Linked DNA regions of Homo sapiens: region 2 is linked to region 1. Evidence: chromatin contacts called from ENCODE Hi-C or POLR2A ChIA-PET data. All regions are on one chromosome and are shown on one strand. The core of a region is the stretch at or near the end of the contact, and the rest is flanking DNA. Distances in the headings are between cores, read along the strand shown.

Region 1 (6,959 bases), core at 698-3,197:
GCAAATGCCTACTCCATACCAGACCCTGTTCTAGGCACAGAGATACACCAGTGAACAAAACACTATTTTCGGCTGGGGGCGGTGGCTCATGCCTGTAATCCCAGCACTTTGGGAGGCTGAGGTGGGAGGATCACTTGAGGCCAGGAGTTTGAGACCAGCCTGGCCAACATAGCAAAACCCTGTCTCTATTAAAAATGCAAAAATTAGCCAGGTGTGGTGGCTCACGCTTGTAATCCCAGCTATTTGGGAGGCTGAGGCGGGAAGATTGCTTGAACCTGGGAGGCAGAGGTTGCAGTGAACCGAGATCACGCTACTGCACTCCAGCCTGGGTGACAGAGTGAGATCCCGTCTCAGAAAAACAAACAAACAACAACAAAAAAACAAAAAACAAAACAAAACAAAAAGCCACTACTTTCAACAGAGGACAGAACCTCTGTCTCTTGCTCTGAACCCCCGGCCTCAGTTTCCTCACCTGTGATAAGAGGATTCACATGACCCATTTCATCTCCTGCCTAAATTGTTTCAATCTCGGAGGTGAAGGGGCACGGTGAACATAGTTCTTTTTCCCGGGAATGGGCCTGACAAGACACTCATGGATAGAATTCTTTTCTTCTGTCTGCCACTCTTCAAGGCTGTGGTTCCCAGATGGTGAGGGCAGGAACAGAGATGAAACAGAGTAAAATTTGGGAAAGTGGGAGCCACTGTGAGCCCTTGAGCCACAGTGGAGGCCTATCTGGGCTTCTGTGTTCCCAAAGTCCTGGGGAACGCGAGCTCTTTGAGAAGGGGGAGGGACAGGTGGGAGGGAGCCCAGCTGAGACCTCCAGGTAATTCCCGCACCCCAGATCCCCGTCCCCCCAGCCCGGTTGTGGGCCTGATTAGAGTTGGGATGGGAAGGAATGCATTTCCTTTGCCTTCATGGAAGCTACTGGCTGCCAGAAGGCACAGCCCAGAGCCTGAGACCTGTGGGACCCCCGTCTTCTGGACAGAAAGAGTTGCCAGGAAGAGAGAGTGCAGAGCTTGGGCAAGGTGTGGGCAGACGGCAGTCCTGGGTCCCGGGGTAGCCGCCCAGCCCCACAGACAGGATGTAGTAGGGAGAGCCAGAGCCTGCAAGGAGTCTCTTCACCTCCCACCCCTGCAATCCACTTCCCCTAAGATTGTCTCCCAGACTTCCCCCTCAGGAACCTCTCTGAGCTTTTAGATCCCTGGACCCCTCTCCAGTTCCCCTCCAGCCCACGCACTTGCGCCTACCTTCCCTTTTCCTGCAGGCCTCAATTTGCTCATCTGTCCAGTGGAGCTGCTCTAGCAGCATTCCTCCCACAGGGCTGTTGGGAGAACCTGAGGGATGGGAAGACAGGCCTGGGGAGCTGGAATTGGGGGAGAGCTCCTATTTGGGATCCTCAAGAGCCCCCGAAGGAGTCAGGTTCTGAGGCTGCTGACAGACCACTGGGGACACCCGCCATGCCCCGGTCCTCAGGCACGGAAGGGAGGGCCGGTGCCTCCTGAAGCCCTGTCACTCTGGATCCAGGGCCTGTTTTTTTCTGGAAAACAAGCGACATTCATCACGAGTGACAGCCAGGCCCTAATGCAATCTCGGCTGGAGCCATGAATTGCAAATGCGCCACAGGGAGGAGGCTGCTCCATCAGGGCCCCCAGGGAAGCCACATGCCTGGGCCCCAGGGGTGCTGGTCAGCGGTGGGGACACCTCACAGACCCGGCAGGGTCCAGGGCTCCCACAAGTCAACCTGGGCCAGACCCCACCACCTCGGGGTCCTTGGGTTCTCGGAGTGGGGTGGGGACCAGGCTCCAGCGTGGGCAGAAGCGGGAGGCGGTTCCTGGTGACTCAGAACTTGCTTTTGTCCCTCTGTGAGATTCACAGGGAAAAAACAAAGCACCGGGCAATTAACCGGAGCAAGTCGGGTGAGTGGGGAGGGACAGGCAGGCCCAGAGGCCCCCACTCTGACACCTCACCCACCTGGCAATTGGGAGGGCCCCACCCCGGGGTCAGGAGCACTCACGTGACCAGGGTGCCAGGGCCCCTGGGGGGCGGGGCCTGAGCTCTGCCCCTCACCCCAAATGGGCCCTGCCCCCTCACCCTCATCTGGCCTCCTTCCAGCTACCCACACACGTATGCCCTCTCCCTGCCGCCTCATCCTCCCATGCCTAGGGGCTCCGCTCCTTTCCAGGACCAGTGCCACTTCCACACTTGTGTGCCCGGAACTTCCGGCTCTGCACACACGTCTGTGCCGCTGCCCCCCACTCCCCAGCGTGTGCCCGGGCCTCACGTGTGTGCCCAACTTGCTGCCAGCCCAGCACTGAGTCAGGGCGTGCCTGCCCGCCTCTGGCACCCGGAGTAGACGAGTAGACGGGTGGGTTTGTTTTTCCCTGTGTGTTTTGGGTTCAGGAAAAAAAAATCCACAAACGAGCTCTCCCTAAGGCGCTTTTCCCTTCATTTTTCTGCCCAGGTGTCTCTAAAGGGAACTTCATTGTCTGTTTCAAATTCATTTGCACTTAACTCATCTAGAAGTTTTGCAAGAGCTGTTTGAAGTCCAAGGAGCCCTGAGCACCCTCTCCACCTCTCCCCACCCTTGTAATGAGCCCTTTAACCCTTAGAGACCCAGAGCTGCCTCTGGGCCTGAGTCAAAGGCTCTGCTGTCCCCTCCCCTCCTGCGCGTGGGAGCGAGCTTAGGACTGGGTAGGAGGCGGGAGTGGCATGGGGTGGGTGAGGCTCTGTCCAGCTTGCCCCCTCCTCTGGAACACACACCTACCTGGGCATCTCTCAGTGCCCCCCTCCACAGTGGCCTCAGGCTCCACTGGGTGCAGGGCCCAGCTGTTGGGGCTTTGAGCCTCCCCTACTAATTAATGGGTGCCTGCAAGGGCTGACCCAATCAGCCCCCAAATTAATCTCAATTATAGCGATTTGGTAACTGCAGCGCTAGCCAGCCTGATTGAGCCGGGATTTCATCACCTGAGAATGGTGAGCCGGAACCCAGACAGCTCAGCCTCGATGTTATTGGCAGGGGGCGGAATTGTGGGCGGGGGGAGCTGGGTGGGGCTCTGGGGCCCCGGGCAGCCCAGCCTTTATCACCACCATCAAATTATTTCATGCCAGCTAATACTCACATTGGCAGCCCGGCCTGCCATCCCCGCCACACACACCCCCGTCCCAGGTACTGGGGAAGGTGGAGGAGGCTCTGGGTGGATCTCGGGCTGCCTCTCCAGGTCCCCTGAGCTCACAGCCTGGAGGGGAGGCTGCTGAGCCCAGTGGAGCCCAGAGAGGTTAGGCTCTGGAACTCCAAAGTTGGGCAAAGGTCCACGCTCTAGACCCCGAGATCCAGCTGGGCTGCCTCCCCCAGGACTGCGAGGCCGGGAGGCAGACGTGGGCAGATGACTCTGGTGCGCTGGCAGTTCCCTGCGGTTTCCAAAGCCCTTTCCCATCCAGTAGCACTGGTTTGCTCCCTGCAACATCCCCACGGGGCAGGGCAGGGCTATTAACTCCATTTTACAGAGGGGGAGGTGGAGGCCCAGGGAAGAGGCAGGGCTTGCTCAACGTGTCAGTACAGGAGCCAGGGCTCTACCAGGCCGCAGGACTCCCAGTGCAGTGCTCTTCCCACGAGAACACATCAACTGGGAGATGTTCTCCTGCCCCCAACTTCAGCACCCCCACATCCCCATCACACACCCAGCGCCTCCTCTTCCTCCTCCTCCTCCCTGCGCTCTAACTGCCCCAACGTGTTGCCATTTGCTCATTCATTCAGGCAGCCCGACTTCTCCAAGACTCAGTTTCCTCATCTGCAAAATGGGGTGAAAATCATTACATCTGCTCCCCCACTGACCCCCCACAGGACCCTTCCTTCCTTCCTTCCTTTCTTCCTTCCTCCCTCCCTTCCTCCCTTTCTCTCTCTCTCTCTTTGAGACAGTCTTGCTCTTGTCACCCAGACCGGAGTGCAGTGATGCGATCTCAGTTCACTGCAACCTCTGCCTCCCGGATTCAGGGGATTCTCCTACCTCAGCCTCCTGAGTAGCTGTGATTACAGGCGTGTGCCATCGCGCATGGCTAATTTTTGTATTTTTAGTAGAGACAGGGTTTCACCATGTTGGCAAGTCTCATCTCAAAGTCCTGACCTCAAGTGATCCGCCCCCTCAGCCTCCCAAAGTGCTGGGATTACAGGTATGAGCCACCGCGCCCGGCCCCCTACAGGGTATTTTCTATGTCCTAAAGCCTTCTTTGAGTGTGAGGCTTCAATTATTGTTTTTACGAAGAGTCATGGTGGCAGCAGAGGGTACCAGAGACCTGGCAGCTCCTGGTCTGTTCCCCAGCCATGGGGCATGTTCATGTGGACAGAAGGAGAGCGGGAGGGCCGCCTCCCTGGGGTCAGGCAATGGCTCTCTATGGTGGAATCCAGGCAGCCGAGGCCAATTGAGGGAGGAAGTCTTTGGGACCCTTGCTCATCACCCTGGCCCACCCCCACCGCCAGTCAAGACCCCTGCATCATAACATTCCAGCTCCTGGAGGACTGTGAAGTCTTTGGTCACCTCCCCCTGAACCCACGAATGAATGAATCAGGTCATACATCCTGTGGAAGAGATGGAAGAGACACTTAACACAGCTCAAGCTACTTCCACACGCCCTCCTGCTACTTCCTTCCACCCTGGCCTCTGGGGGGCTCCTCTGTCTCCAAGGCCCTGTCTGCTGCACCCTTGGCAGTAGCCCCGGGGTAACTCCCACCACCCCGCCCTCTCAGCCCTGGGCCTGGTTGGCCAGCTGGGAAGGGGTCCAGAGGTCAGGATGGGATTCTCTCGGTAGTGCTTTGCCAGGCCCCCAGCATCACCAGTGAGCCGGGGCAGCACTCAAGAGCTGTCACCCTGCAAGGGAGCCAGGGCCCTGCGAGGCCTCCTGCCGGCCCCCACTTCCCGCAAACAGTGGCAGGATGATTGATTTTGCGGGAAGAGCAGCCCCAAGGGTGGGGGCGGGGAGCCGGGGCGCCAGGGGATCCTCACTCCATTTGCTTGTGGCTGTGAGTCAAGGCCAGGTCCCTCTGGGCAGGGTGTGAGGTGTTCCCCGCTGTGCCTGCTGTGGGAGGGCAGGGAGGGCCTTATGGGGCTTTCCTACAGCAGGTCCAGGGCCCTGGGGTCTGACAGCCCTTGAGGGGGCCCTCTGACCCCTGGGACTCCTGGTCACCCCGTTAGAGGATGTGGCTGGTGTGGCTCACCCCAGGGAACATGAGTCCTCCCTCACTTAGTCTGAATTCTGCAGCTGGGCTGGGGATGCGGAAGGGCAGGGAGAGGCTGTATCCTGGGCTGAGCTGGCCCCAGTCTGCCTGGGACTCCTGCCCTACGGCCAGGCCTGCCGAACTCCCTCGGGACCTGAGGGGGAAGGAGGGAGCTCTGAGCCATTCGAGAGTCATGGGTACATATGCCCAAAGACAGACAGACAGACACACACACACACACACACACACACACTCGCCAGGATTCACAGGTCTCAGGGTCAGGTCCTCAAGGCCTCATACCCACAAACATGAGCACCTCACACAGGGCCATGGTGTCCTGGAAACGCGCTAATATGAGTGGACTCCAAGCAAACCCCGCTCCATGCGGCTGCCCCAGCAGTGGACACAAAGACAGCGACACCTTCAACAACAGGGAAGGAGGGTTTTCTTGTCTCCTGTTCCTATTGGAGAGACAGGCAAACTGAAACCCAAGAAGAGAAAATGATTCAGACCCTGGGTGAGTTGGCAGCAGTGAGCAAGTCCCAAGAGGTCACCTGGATTCAGGATGCTCCGGAAAAACAGGCCAGAGCCCTCTCCGTTTGTCACATTTTTCCCCAAGCTTTTGGGCCTGGCACAGGTGCGTGTGTAGTGGTGGTGGAGGCGTGGGGGGTGGGGAAGCAGCTTTTTCTAGCATTGCCCGAGAAGGGGATGACTTCCGCCTGGATTGAGAATCATGGAGGACTTCTTGGAGGAAGGGATGGCAGGTGTTCTTCATGAGGGAGGAGGAGGAGGCAAGCAGGAATTTGGGGGCGGGACCCTGGGAAAGTTTGGGGAAGCTGGGTGTCTTGACTTGGGTGAAGGGAGGGAGGCAGCCTCCAGGAGCAGAGGGCAGCTTGAAGGGGGTCGTGGGGGTGGGTTTCCCAGTGAAATGCTTGTGGTGTGTCTGCAGTGTGTCCAGGCTGCGCCCAGTGCTACATGAGACCCAGGGGAAGTCCCCACAACCAGCCTCGCCTCCAGGGACCTTGCAAGTCAGCTGGGAGGACAGAATACCCCCCTAGTCATGCAGAAAAACATCCAAATACCATAATGAAATCATGATGAGGGGCACCAGTAACCACCCAACCCAAGCTCAGTCAATGCCACTGGAGCTCAAGAGAGTGAGGGAGGCTCAGGCTGCCGGGGAGGGTTGGGTGGGGGTCAGTGCAGAGGAAGGACACCCCAGGTGGGCAGAGGCTTGCAGAGGGGACCCAAAGAGACTGATGCAGGCCCGCATTCCAGATTCTGTCTGGGGAAACCTGGAGAGACCCCAGCAGCCCTCAGAGGCCCACCAGTACAGATGGCATCCAAGCACCCCCAGCCCCACTGGGTACCCAGGATTCACCACGAGCTGCTCTGTTTCCTTTCCCGCCACATCCAGGAAACGCTGTTGACTGAGCCATGATAGGTGCGACTGTAAAGGCTCTGAGAAGGCCTGTGGAGGTGAAACTGCTTGGTCTCTGTCTTTTTTGGTTTAGATATTATTAGTTTCTTATAGAAGAGACATACAAATTATTTACATGGTGTAACTTTCAGAACTGCAGTGGAGTGGCAGTTTCATATGATGCCATTTCAATAAGCGATTAATTTCAGTCCACATACATCCTAAGAATGTCATCATCTCTAGATAAGAAATAGTTCTTATTGGTTTCCGGATCTCTGAGTAAGTGGAGGTTGCTGGTGGGTGGCATGCCTAGAGAGGGCATGGAAGCT
Region 2 (6,813 bases), core at 216-2,715, 110 kb before region 1:
ACTCGTGGTCTTCCAAACTTGTCTAACACTGAAGTTCAAGGAAATACTTAAGTTTCAGGAGACATTCTGCCACCAAAAGAGGCTAAGATCCATGGATGAGACACACACCTGAACACACTTCAGCATGATTACAAAAACCAAATGGTAACAAACCTTTTGGATAGTTGACAACATACACCAGATTTCCCCAGCCAGCATCTGGGGCATGCAGAATTCCTTCTACCAGCCGGACACCTCTCATACACTGAGACACTGGATTCCTGTAGCGAAGCCCACACGCCCCTGGAAACTGGGCTGTAACCGTGGAGAGCAGCACCGTCCCATCGTCTTCCGATGGTATTTCAATGGGCTCATCGTTCTCATCTTCGGTTACCCGAATATATTCAGACATCTTTTACTTTTCCTAAAGAGAAAAGAGATATGAATGAACAACATTCATGTCAGAATAACTGTTTCCTTATAATGATAATACCCAAACCATGTCAGAGTTCTGACTTCCAGAAAAATGCTTGTCTGGATTCGTATATGCATTGGTTATCCCTGAAAAATGACGAGGTGAAGGTAAGGGTAGTGATTTCCTATCAAAATGTGATGCCTCGCCAGTTCATTCATTCAAAAAACTTTCCCTGAAGGCTTATGATGCGTCAGGTACTGAAACTGTAACTGTGAGTCCAACGTGGCTTGCTGGTTACAAGCTAGGGTATGCAAGGGAACAATAAACAGTAGCTATTTTATGACAATCGGGTTAGTCGTTAAGTAATCCTGAAGGCAGAGGAGGAGCCTAACTGGCTGAGGCATGGGCGTGATAGGTCCCAGTCGATTTTCCTAAGCAAGCGATCCATCAGCTGAACCTGAAGACTGAATATGGGCAGTGAACCAGGTGTAAAGAACAGGAGAAAAGTTTCCCTCTGTTCCTCATTTTGGGGCTTCCGGGGGCTCTGCGAGCCCGAGCCCCAAGGCCCGCGGCGACAGGTCCTGGCGGTGCCGGCCGTCGCCTCCCAGAAGCCCGCGCGTGCCAGCCGAGGGAGGAGTTTCTCGGCGCGGCCCGGGGTGGGGCGCAGGAGCACCAGGCCCAAGCTGGCAGCGTCCCTCGAAGTACAAAGTACCGAAGGCTCCGGCACTGTCCGGGTCCGGGGCCAACCTCCGCCTCAGGCTACGCGGCACCGCGGGCCCGGCCCCCCGTTTCGGCGCCACCGGCCTCCCCGTGCCAGGACCTAACGACGCTCCCGCGCGAGCCCGCTCGGGCAGGACTAGGCCCGGTCTCACGGCTGACTTCCCGGGGCAGGGTCCGAAGCCGCTGCGTCTGCCTCGGGCCGCCCCAATGCAGAAGCCGAGGCACCTACGGCGTCCTCAGTGAGAAGGCTCCGCGACTCACCCGCTAGGCCGCTGCTGGGAAGCCCGACAGGGACACCGAAGCAGCGACGGACCCAAGCGCAGCCCAGCCACCGCTTCGCTCCCACAAAATGGCGCTAGGGCCGCCTCCTCCCCCCGCCCACCGGCGTCCTCTCCCACCGGTTGCCTGTCCAGAGGTGGAAGGCACCGACGAGAGCCACGATGACCCTCTCCCCAGGGACTCGGGCTGCCTCCTGGAAATTCAAGCCTACAGAGAAGCTCTGAAAGCTAAAATAAAACCAGGACCTAGGCCTGAAAAGCTGAAGATTGAAAAAAGTGTGGCTGTATAGGAGCTGACCTCCCCCCACGTAACGTAGCAGATGGTTTCGGCCGACCAACCGCCGGCCCAGGTCTCGGTCGGAGCTCGCGCACTTTCAAAGCGCGCGAGAGTAGCACAGAGTCTCGGCCAGCGAGGGCGGGGCGGGGCGGGGCCTGGAGGGGGCGGGGCTCGGGATCCCGGGCCGAGTCCACCTGGGAGGCAGGATAAGGCCTGGACCCCTTTTCTGAAAGGCAACCTAGTGCGTCTTCTCCTCCCTCCGCCAGCCCACCTCCAAACCTGGAAACAATAACTTTGTTCTAAATAATAGCAATGATAAGGCTACTTTGTGCCAGGTACTTTCTGAGTATTCACATATTTAATAGCCCAAACAGTTTTGTGTAGCAGGAGCTATTGATATTCATTCTGCGGGTGAGGAAACTGAGGCACAGAGAGATCAAGTGTCTTGCTTAAAGTGACGCAAGGATTAGCCGGGCGGTAGTGGCGCGCGCCTGTAGTCCCATCTACTCGGGAGCCTGAAGCAGGAGAATTGCTTGAACGCGGTAGGCGGAGGTTGCGGTGAGCCGAGATCGCGCCACTTCACTCCAGTCTAGGCGACAGAGTGAGACCCTGTCCTCCAGCCCCTCCCCCCAAAAAAATGTCACCCAAGGAATAAATGGTAGACCTGGGATTTGAATCTCGAGGCACAAAATGCTAACTTGTTCTGGCTCCAGCCCTTTAATAATAATAATAATACAGTACTTCATCTATTTTAAGGCACACTTTTTGTTTCACTTTTTTTTTTTTTTTTTTTGAGACGGAGTCTCGCTCTTGTCCCCCAGGCTGGAGTGCAGTGGCGCAATCTGCAGCTCACTGCCACTTCCAACTCCTAGGTTCAAGGGATAGCTGGGATTATAGGCGTGCAAAGACACCATGCCCGGCTAATTTTTGTATTTTTAGTAGAGACAGGGTTTGGCCATGTTGGCCAGGCTGATCTCGAACTCATGGCCTCAAGTGATCCGCCTGCCTCAGCTCCCCAAAGTGCTGGGATTACAGGCACGAGCCACCTTTCTTTTCTATCTTTTCTTTCCTTTCTTTCCTTTCCTTCCCTTCCTTTCCTCCCTTCCCTCCCTTTCCCCCCCTTCCCTCCCTTCCCACCTTCCTTCCTCCCTACCTCTCTCTCTTTCTCTCTCTCTCTCTTTCTTTTCTCTTCCTTTTTTTCAGACTCCCTCTGTTGCCTAAGGTGGAGTGCAGTGGCACAATCTCAGCTCACTGCAACCTCCGCCTCCCCGGTTCAAGCAATTCTCCTGCCTCAGCCTCCTGAGTAGTTGGGTCTACAGGCATGCACCACCATGCCCGGCTAATTTTTGTATTTTTAACCCCTGTTGGCCAGGCTGGTCTCAAACTCCTGACCTCAGGTGATCCGCCCACCTCGGCCTCCCAAAGTGCCACCACGCCCGGCCTTTGTTTCACATTTCTTTTTTTTTTCTTTTTTCTTTTTTTTGAGATGGAGTCTCGCTCTTTTGCCCAGGCTGGACTGCAGTGGCGCTATCTCGGCTCACTGCACGCTCCGCCTCCCGGGTTCACTCTATTCTCCTGCCTCAGCCTACTGAGTAGCTGGGACCACAGGCGCCCGCCACCACGCCCGGCTAATTTTTTTGTGTTTTTAATAGAGACGGGGTTTCACCGTGTTAGCCAGGATGGTCTCAATCTCCTGACCTCGTGATCCGCCCGCCTCGGCCTCCCAAAGTGCTGGGATTACAGGCGTGAGCCACCGCGACCGGCCAATGTTTCACATTGCTGAAGTCAGTATGTGATTTCAGTTCCAGTTCCAGTTGATGATGATGTGTCATAGTTTAACTGGCAACTATTTATGTTTCTTTGTATATACATGTATCACACTCAATGAAATACAGTTACAAGTGTTTACACAAAATACTTTATTTATTTATTTAAGATGGGGTCTCACTCTGTCACCCAGGCTAGAGTGCAGTGCAGTGACCTCGGCTCACTGCAACCTCTAACTCCAGGGGTCAAACGATCCTCTCACCTTAGCCTCCGGAGTAGCTTGGACCACAGGTGCACACCACCACACTCAGCCAATTTTTTATATTTTTTGTAGAGACAGGGTCTTGACATGTTACCCAAGCTGGCCTCCAACTCCTGAGCTCAAGCGATCCATCTGCCTCAGCCTCCCAAAGTGCTGGGATTACAGGCGTGAGCCACCATACCCAGCAGAGAAGTCGGTTTTATCACTCCCATTTTACAGAAGAAAAACCTGAGGCTCAGAGACCATATGACAGGCCTGAGGTCATACAGTTGCTCAAGGATGTCACCTAGCCCATAAATTGCTGTCCCAGGTTGGTCAGACCCTAAACCTCTGCACTATGTCCACCACACTGGCCACTTTCTGTCACAAGACTGAGACCGAGGTATTTAGTGCGGGTAGTGCTGTGGAGTCCTGGACACTAGCTCCAAGTGGGCAGAGCTGGGTATGCAGAAGTTCCTAGAGACAGGTCACACAGGAACATGACCCCAAAGGCTGGCCCTTCTCCTAAGAAGTTTTCAGGCTAGTTGGGAGGACAAGCAAACACTGTCTCAAAGAAGGTAAGTAACTCAGGAAGATAATTATAAGGCCAGAGGGAGACTGGACCACAGATCTTCCTGCTCCTATCTCAGTTGTCTCTGGGATTCAGCTTTACAGCACTGATTGTCAAAAGTTGTTTGAAACACAACATTTTTTTTTTTCAAGACAGAGTCTTGCTCTGTCGCCCAGGCTGGAGTGCAGTGGCACAATCTTAGCTCACTGCAACCTCTGCCTCCCGGGTTCAAGCTATTTTCCTGCCTCAGCCTCCCAAGTAGCTAGGACTGCAGGCGTGTACCACCCCACCTGGCTAATTTTTGTATTTTTCGTAGAGACGAGGTTTCACCATGTTGGCCAGGCTAGTCTCCAACTCCTGACCTCAAGCAATCCTCCCGCCTCAGCCTCCCAAAGTACTGGGATTACAGGCATGAGCCACTGTGCCTGGCCCAGGCCCTGGTTTTCAACTGGGTCACTTGGGGACTTACCTTCTCCCCTTCCATCAACCCCCTTGAATTCTCCCAGCTCATCAGCTCCATGAGGCAAACAGGACACAGCTCCACAACATTCCTGAAAACTGAAAGAAGCCTGGGCGCGGTGGCTCACGCCTGTAATCCCAGCACTTTGGGAGGCCGAGGTGGGTGGATCACCAGAGGTCAGGAGTTCAAGGCCAACATTGTGAAACCCCGTCTCTACTAAAAATACAAAAAATTAGCAGGGCATTGTGGCAGGCACCTGCAATCGCAGCTACTCCAGAGGCTGAGACAGGAGAATCGCTTGAACCCGGGAGGCAGAGGTTGCAGTGAGCCAAGATCACACCATTGCACTCCAGCCTGGGCAACAAGAGTGAAACTCTGTCTCAAAAGAAAAAAAAAAAAAAGACAAAACTGAAAGAAATACTAGGGCAATAATGATACATAGATTTATTTATTTATTTATTTATTTTTTGAGACGGAGTCTTGCTCTGTCACCCAGGCTGGAGTGCAGTGGCCCAATCTCGGCTCACTGCAAGCTCCACCTCCCGGGTTCACGCCATTCTCCTGCCTCAGCCTCCCAAGTAGCTGGGACTACAGGTGCCCGCCACCACGCCCGGCTAATTTTTTGTATTTTTAGTAGAGACGGGGTTTCACCGTGTCTCAGTCTCCTGAGCTCGTGATCTGCCCGCCTCCGCCTCCCAAAGTGCTGGGATTACAGGCGTGAGCCACTGTGCCCGGCCCTATTTATTTATTTATTTATTTATTTATTTATTTATTTATGTAGGTGTGCACCACCACATCTGGCTAATTAAAAAAACTTTTTTGTAAAGACAGGGTCTCATTATGTTGCCTAGGCTGGTTATGAATTCCTTGCCTCAAGTGATCCTTTCACCTTGGCATTCCCACATGCTAGAATTACAGGCACATACCACCACCCAGCCAATAAAGATATTTAAATAAAAGTAACTTTAGGGCCGGGAGTGGTGGCTCACACCTGTAATCCCAGCACTTTGGGAGGCCGAGGCGGGCGGATCATGTGAGGTCGGGTTCAGCCTGACCAACATGGAGAAACCCTGTCTCTACTAAAAATACAAAATTAGCCGGGCGTGGTGGCGCATGCCTCTAATCTCAGCTACTTGGGAGGCTGAAGCAGGAGAATCACTTGAAACCAGGAGGCGGAGGTTGCAGTGAACCAAGACTGAGACATTGTACCCCAGCCTGGGCAACAAGAGCGAAACTCCATCTCAAAAAAAAAAAAGTAGCTTTAGGCTAGGCACAGTAGCTCACACCTGTAATCCCAGCACTTTGGGAAGCCGAGGCAGACAGATCACTTGAGCCCAGGAGTTCGAGACCAGCCTGGGCAACATGGTGAAACCCCATCTCTACAAAAAATGCAAAATTTAGCCGGACCTGGAGATGTACACCTGTGGTTACAGGTACTGGAGAGGCTGTGGTGGGAGGATCACTTGAGCCCAGGTGGCAGAGGTTGCAGTGAGCCAAGCTGTTGCACTCCAGCCTGGGCGACAAAGCAAGTAATAAAGTAATAAAGTAATAAAAATCTTTATTGTATCAAGATTAATTTCCTCTTCATCTCCATGTTTTTAGCTCCTGCCAAAATTAGAAGCTGCCTTCCCAAATAGTCTAGGTCTAATTTAGATTTTAAAAACAAATTTTTTACATTGAAATAATTTAAAATTTATGATAGAGTTCCAAGAATAGTGCAAAGCACTGCTGTGTTCCCTTCATCCAGATTCATCAACTGATTACATTATGTCACATTTGGTCTATCACTCACTCTCTCTAGACATGTAAATTAATAACATGGCTGGGCGCAGTGGCTCACGCCTGTAATCCCGCACTTTGGGAGACCAAGGTGGGCAAATCACCTCAGGTCTAGGAGTTCAAGATCAGCCTGGCCAACATGGTGAAACCCCATCTCTACTAAAAATACAAAAATTATCTGGGCATGGTGGCTCATGCCTGTATTCCCAGCTACTTGGGAGGCTGAAGTGGGAGAATCACTTGAACCCAGGAGGCAAAGGTTGCAATGAGCTGAGATGACGCCACTGCACTCCAGCCGGGGCAACAAAACGAGACTCCATCTCAAA

What was found. Hi-C counts contacts between places; a loop is a spot of excess contacts on that map. ChIA-PET counts read pairs that join two places held with the same protein, here RNA polymerase II (POLR2A). Pooled maps may share reads with other maps.
Region 2: a loop to region 1 is called in a map of mammary epithelial cell, with 17 times the contacts of the local background. The contact joins the promoter of TARDBP here to the enhancer-like site in region 1. A Hi-C loop is called at or near these places in 1 of 168 maps with a recorded cell type or tissue (mammary epithelial cell) and 3 of 50 pooled maps. POLR2A ChIA-PET finds 5 or more read pairs at or near these places in 3 of 52 experiments (A673, MCF 10A and activated CD4-positive, alpha-beta T cell).

What each region holds. Positions count from the first base shown.
Region 1 is chr1:10,896,524-10,903,482 of GRCh38, reverse strand. No RefSeq gene overlaps it. Among named protein-coding and RNA genes, the nearest start is that of CIROZ, 82 kb to the left of the region's middle. Within about 2 kb of position 1,947, at least 10 of the 41 ENCODE cell types and tissues checked have a DNase peak (open chromatin) inside an H3K27ac peak, as active enhancers do; they include A673 and mammary epithelial cell, where a contact is called at or near this core.
Region 2 is chr1:11,007,306-11,014,118 of GRCh38, reverse strand. TARDBP (TAR DNA binding protein) reads right to left here and starts at 1,465. Exons shown (of 6, transcript NM_007375.4): 1 at 1,376-1,465; 2 at 154-403. The coding sequence starts at 391. RefSeq lists silencers at 147-393, 1,803-2,032 and enhancers at 755-1,722, 1,433-1,762.